Regions from separate parts of the Homo sapiens genome. Here region 1 is linked to region 2. A link is an interaction called in ENCODE POLR2A ChIA-PET data of the cell type or tissue named here. Cell type or tissue: Caco-2. All regions are shown on one strand. Links, peaks and the distances in the headings refer to the core of each region. The heading gives the core; the rest is flanking DNA.

Region 1 (2,912 bases), core at 221-2,720, 94 kb after region 2:
AGAGTGCGGGGTCCATATTCCTCTGATGATAAGGGCCAGGAGAGCCATCTAAACAAAGTACTGCTTAGATCACTCCAAAGCCGGGGCCACTCACACTGCACCCCAGGAAACTGAACCTCTGTCCTTTCCAGCCCAGACTTTCTTCCACGGAGTGACACTGATTAGTTTGTAGGCCAGGTGAGGCATGATTTCATAACCATGGAGTAATCTGACCAGGGTCATGCAGGGGAGCAGCAGGCCTGCGGTATATAAATTCTCAAATACACATCTTCCATTTATTTCCTTATTTCTTTCTTTAAAAAAAAAAAATTTGGCCTAGGCATGGTGAATCATGCCTGTAATCCCAGCACTTTGGGAGGCTGAAGCAGGAGGATCTCTTGAGCTCAGGAGTTTGAGACCAACCTGGGCAACACAGAGAGAACACGCCTCCACAAAAAAAATAACAAATGAAATAAAATTTTAATTTTTTAAGAGACAGGGTCTCACTGTATCACCCAGGCTATGTACAGTGACATAATCATAGCTCACAGTAACCTGGAACTCCTGGGCTCTAGTGATCCTCCCTCCTCAGCCACTCAAGTAGCCACAGGTGTGTGCTAACACACCCTGCTAATTTTACATTTTGTAGGAATGGGGTCTCACTGTGTTGCCCAGGCTGGTCTCAAATTTCTGGCTTCAAGAGATCCTTCTGCCTTGGCATCTCAAAAAGCTGGGATTATAGGTATAAGCCACTGCACTCTCTCTCTATATATATAAAATCAAAGCCCCACCAATGCCACCTCCTTTTCTATTTTCCAAACTACTCCACCACCATGGTCTGCACCACTCCCTGTGAGGCCCCTCAAAGCTGTCCATGCCCATGTCTACATTAGGCTTCTCTACCCATCGTGTCATAACATTTCCTGTATTTCCATTTCTTTCTTTCTTTTTTTTTTTTTAAGGAGTCTTGCTCTGTCACTCAGGCTAGAGTGCAGTGGCGTGATCTCGGCTCACTGCAACCTCCACCTCCTGGGTTCAAGCAATTCTCCTGCCTCAGCCTCCCAAGTAGCTGGGATTACAGGCATGCGCCACCACGCCCAGCCAATTTTTTTTTGTATTTTTAGTAGAGATGCGGTTTCTCCATGTTGGTCAGGCTAGTCTGGAACTCCCGACCTCAGATGATCTGCCCGCCTCAGCCTCCCAAAGTGCTGGGATTACAGGCGTGAGCCACCACACCGGGCCTATTTTTAATTTTTATTTTTGAGACAGAGTTTTGCTCTTTTGCCCAGGCTGGAGTGCAATGGTGCGATCTTGGCTCACTGCAACCTCCTCTCCCCAGGTTCAAGTGATTCTCCTGCCTCAGCCACCCGAGTAGCTGGGATTATAGGTGCCCGCAATCACACCTGGCTAATTTTTGTATTTTTGGTAGAGACAGGGTTTCACCATGTTGGCCAGGCTGGTCTCAAACTCCTGACCTCAGGTGAACCACCTGCCTCGGTCTCCCAAAGTGCTAGAATTACAGGCGTGAGCCACCGCACCCGGCCTCTAAGAGGCTTTAAGAAGTGACTTTCCCATTGTGCTTAATCATTTTTGTTGAAGCCTTAAGGCAGACTACCTTGTTTGGGATTGGGCATCTGGGAAAAGAGATTTTGGCAGAGTCCTTAAAAATCTTGCTTTTCTTGGGTACAATGAGCTGGTCCAATACAATTAATCCATGAGAGAATCTTCAAATTCCATTTTCTGAGATGATTTGGAGGTTTGGAATAATAGAGCACTTTTTCTTAGCAACTCATTTGATATTTGAGTGTTGTTTGACATAATCATATCTTGGTCAACAGGTCCTTCAACCGGTGACCCCACTCTGAGGTAAGAATAACACTATCACAGTGCCCATTTAATTTGATCAAGAATCAATGGGTATTTAAGAGCTGTGCATGGTGGCACATGCGCCTATAATCCCAGCTACTCAGGAGGCTGAGGCAGGAGTAGGAGGATCGCTTGAGCCCAGGAGGTCAAGGCTGCAGTGAGCTATGATTGCACCACTGCACTGCAGCCGGGGTAACAGACTGAGACCCTGTCTCAAAAAAAAAAAAAAAAAGGAACTGTGGATATAGCTTTCTTTATTGTTCCTTTTCTCTTTTGCCATTTTCCATTCTTTCTTTCATTTTTGCCTTTTCCAGTTTCATTTTCTATGGTTATTGTTTTTTATATCTTTGCTCTTATGTCTTTTGATCTCTTTAAATAAATGATTTTCTAGCTTGCTTATCTGTTATTGTCTTACAATTTCTCTTCTTTTTTTAAATCGCATGCTTTTATAGCCATTAGTGAAATACCTGGGAAACTCATTTGTCACTTTAACTTCATCTTCGTTTTATAATGTCTGCCCATTTTTCAGACATAGGACAGGGAAGTCATGTTAAGGAATATATTATCTCTTGATAGGTGGAAGGATTGATCTATGTAGTAAATGAATGTGATACTTTAGGGATGAGTGGGAACTATTAGGATGTAATAAGCTTGTGACTTAACCATATTGCAAAGAAGAGTCTGCAGTTCAATTCTGAGTTTCCCTTGAGTTACAGCTTTCAGACATAGAGAGTGTTAAATCTAAAGACACCACTGAGAGCAAGTAGAATTTCTTTCTTATAGGAGTTAGTATATAGAATCCTAATGTGGAAGAATCTTGAGGCTAAATTGCTCTTTTGTCTGTTCTTGACAATACAATCTTGTTGGCAATTTGAGGCGTCAACACTTGAGAAAATCTGGTTAGAGTCCATTGAGGAATAGAAAAGATAAGGATTGGAACATAGCACCTCTAGGTGTAAAATAGAAAAGTTAGAATATAGCTAGGCATGGTGGGGCACACCTGTGGTCTCAGCTACTCAGGAGGCTGAGGCAGGAGAGTAGCTTGAGTCCAGGAAGGGGAGATCAGG
Region 2 (2,912 bases), core at 103-2,602:
ATACAGCAAAACCTAACTGATGCCCTGTCCTGATTCCAAACACTGGGTACTCATGTTAAAAGAGCATCACCGGCCAGGCATGCTGGTTTACATCTGTAATCCTAGCACTTTGGGAGACCAAGGCAAGAGGATCACCTGAGCCCAGGTGTTCGAGATCAGCCTGGGAAATAACATAGCGAGACCCTGTCTCTACAAAAAAAATTTAAAAGATCCCCAGGTGTAATGACGTGTATCTATAGTCCCAGTTACTCGGGAGGCTGAGGTGGGAGGATCACTTGATCCCAGGAGGTCAAGGCTACAGTGAGTGAAGGTCGAGACACTGCACTTCAGTCTGGGCAACAGACTGATATCCTGTCTCAAAAACAAAAAATGGCCAGGCATTGTGGCTCACACCTGTAATCCCAGCACTTTGGGTGGCTGAGGTGGGCGGATCACCTGAGGTTGGGAGTTCAAGACCAGTCTGACCAACATGGAGAAACCCTGTCTCTACTAAAAATACAAAATTAGACAGTCGTGGTGGCGCATGCCTGTAGTCCCAGCTACTCGGGATGCTGAGGCAGGAGAATTGCTTAAACCCGGGAGGTGGAGGTTGCAGTGAGCCAAGATTTAGCCACTGCACTCACTCCAGCCTAGGTGACCAGAGAAAGACTCCATCTCAAAAAAAAAAAATATTTCTGTTTCTCACTCAGCCAGTTTCCATCTCAGCTGGGCCAGCTGCACTCCACCTGGTCCTCAAGCTAATAGATTTCACTTCCCTGAAGGCCCACAAAATCTTTTTTTTCTCTTTTTTTTTTCGTTGACACAGAATCTCACTCTGTCACCCAGGCTGGAGTGAAGTGGTACGATTACGGCTCACTGCAATCCCTGCCTCCCAAATTCCAGTGATTCTCGTGCCTCAGCCTCCTGAGTAGCCGAAATTACAGACGTGTGCCACCATGCTTGGCTAATTTTTTGGATTTTTAGTAGAGATGGGGTTTCACTATGTTGGCCAGGCTAGTCTTGAACTCCTGGCCTGAAGCAATCCGCCCACCTCAGCCTCCCAAAGTGCTGAGATTATAGGCACGAGCCACTACACCTGGCCACAAAATTCTTTAAAGAAGCCAATCCCATCCTCCCTCAAGAGCCAAGGGGCCACCTCACCCTCTTGTTACAGCAGATCCTGCCTCCCACAGTCACCCTGCTCCCAAGTGCAACCTCTGTCTGACCCTGCATGGTGTGCGGTGCCCTCCTGCCTCAGGCCGTGAGTACATGCAGCTGAACTGCTGTCAGTCTTATCTGTCCAGTGTCGGGTGTTGTGTGTCCAGCCACCCATAACCCTGGGTTGGGACTCCCTCCCTCACCAACCGGGGGAAGAAGTAGTGAGCAAACCATCTACCAATTCTTATCTAGATTTATCCTCTTCAGCTGTAGCTTTTGCAATACTCTGGTCATACTCAAAGCATTCTGCTGGGATGTCACCTGAGCTGGGCCTACATGCAATTCTGCTTTTCTTCTGAGAAAATAATTTGTCATTCTTTCTGCTTTTATAATTTGTTCTATTTTAAATTATTTTTCTCATTTTTGCCTTTGCTCCTTTCTTCTCAGCATTGTATACTCAAAGGAATACCCTCATACTCTACATTTTAATCCAAGACAGAGGAAAGCAACAGGGAGAACCCCTGAGGCAGGGGCAGAGGGAGGTTCAGGGAACTGTAAATGGGAGGTAGACAAGAGACCAAACAGGACTTTAAGTTGTTTCAGCAAGTATACAGCTTAGAAAGGATCTCATTGGTCTGGGTCCTAAAATATCTCAAAGGATGGCTGCTAACTCAAAACTTTTTTTTTTTTGAGACTGAGTCTTGCTCTGTCACCCAGGGTGGAGTGCAGTGGCACGATCTCGGCTCACTGTAAGCTCCGCCTCCCGGGTTCAAGCAATTTTCCTGCCTCAGCCTCCTGAGTAGCTGGGACTACAGGCATGCACCACCACACCTGGCTAATTTTTGTATTTTTAGTAGAAACGGGGTTTCACCATGTTGGCCAGGATGGTCTCGATCTCTTGACCTCGTGATCCGCCCACCTCAGCTTCCCAAAGTGCTGGGATTATAGGCATGAGCCACCGTGCCCAGCTCAAAACTTTTTTCTCACTACTCTACAATTAAATCTCAGTTGAACTCTGGGAAGATTCTGGAATACCTAGGTTCTTTCTTTCTCAGTGTCTATTTCACCAGTAGTTGTAACCATCCTTCAACCAAACATCTCCATTTGAGTAGCATAGGCTATAATGGATTTTCTCTATTTAAGATTACTCAGCAGTGGCCGGGCACGTGGTGGCTCACAACGGTAACCCCAGGACTTTGGGAGGCTGTATTAGTCCGTTTTCATACTGCTGATAAAGACATACCTGAGACTGGGCAATTTACAAATGAAAGAGGCTTTTTTTTTTTTTTTTTTGGAGATGGAGTTTTGCTCTTGTTGCCCAGGCTGGAGTGCAACGGCAGGAGGTCAGGAGTTCGAGACAAGCCTGGCCAGTATGATGAAACCCTGTCACTACTAAAAATACAAAAATTAGCTGGGCATGGTGGCACATGCCTGTAGTCCCAGCTGCTCGGGAGGCTGAGGCAGGAGAATCGCTTGAACCCGCGAGGCAGAGGTAGTAGTGAGCTGAGATTGCACCACTATACTCCAGCCTGGGTGGCAGAGTGAGACCCTGTCTAGAAAAAAAAAAAAAAAAAAAAAAAAAAGACAATCAGACCTGCAACCATGAACTGTTTTTCATGTATTTCTCGATTTCCTTGTTTGTGTTTCCTTATTTCTGAACATGATGTATGTTTTAAATTGAAAGCTTTAGCTCACTGCAGAGTCTCCTAAGTCACATCTCTTCCTTTGCAAGAGTAGGCGAAGAAGGATCTAAGGGCTTGGCTTGTTTGAAAGAA

The links. Peaks named below come from ENCODE experiments on the same cell type or tissue, not always from the same donor. Only the 100,000 strongest peaks of a DNase experiment are listed, where the experiment ranks them.
Region 1: POLR2A ChIA-PET joins it to region 2 with 15 read pairs; 2 of 35 experiments call an interaction of 5 or more read pairs at or near these places.

What each region holds. Positions count from the first base shown.
Region 1 is chr12:7,653,538-7,656,449 of GRCh38, reverse strand. APOBEC1 (apolipoprotein B mRNA editing enzyme catalytic subunit 1) reads left to right here. Exons shown (of 5, transcript NM_001644.5): 2 at 1,818-1,845. Among named protein-coding and RNA genes, the nearest start is that of APOBEC1, 11 kb to the left of the region's middle. In Caco-2, for the core only: no CTCF peak of the experiment used is centred there; no DNase peak of the experiment used is centred there.
Region 2 is chr12:7,747,441-7,750,352 of GRCh38, reverse strand. It overlaps a transcript of CLEC4C not described here. Among named protein-coding and RNA genes, the nearest start is that of CLEC4C, 1.5 kb to the right of the region's middle. RefSeq lists enhancers at 663-742, 923-1,102, 1,123-1,202. In Caco-2, for the core only: no CTCF peak of the experiment used is centred there; a DNase peak (open chromatin) is centred at 1,242.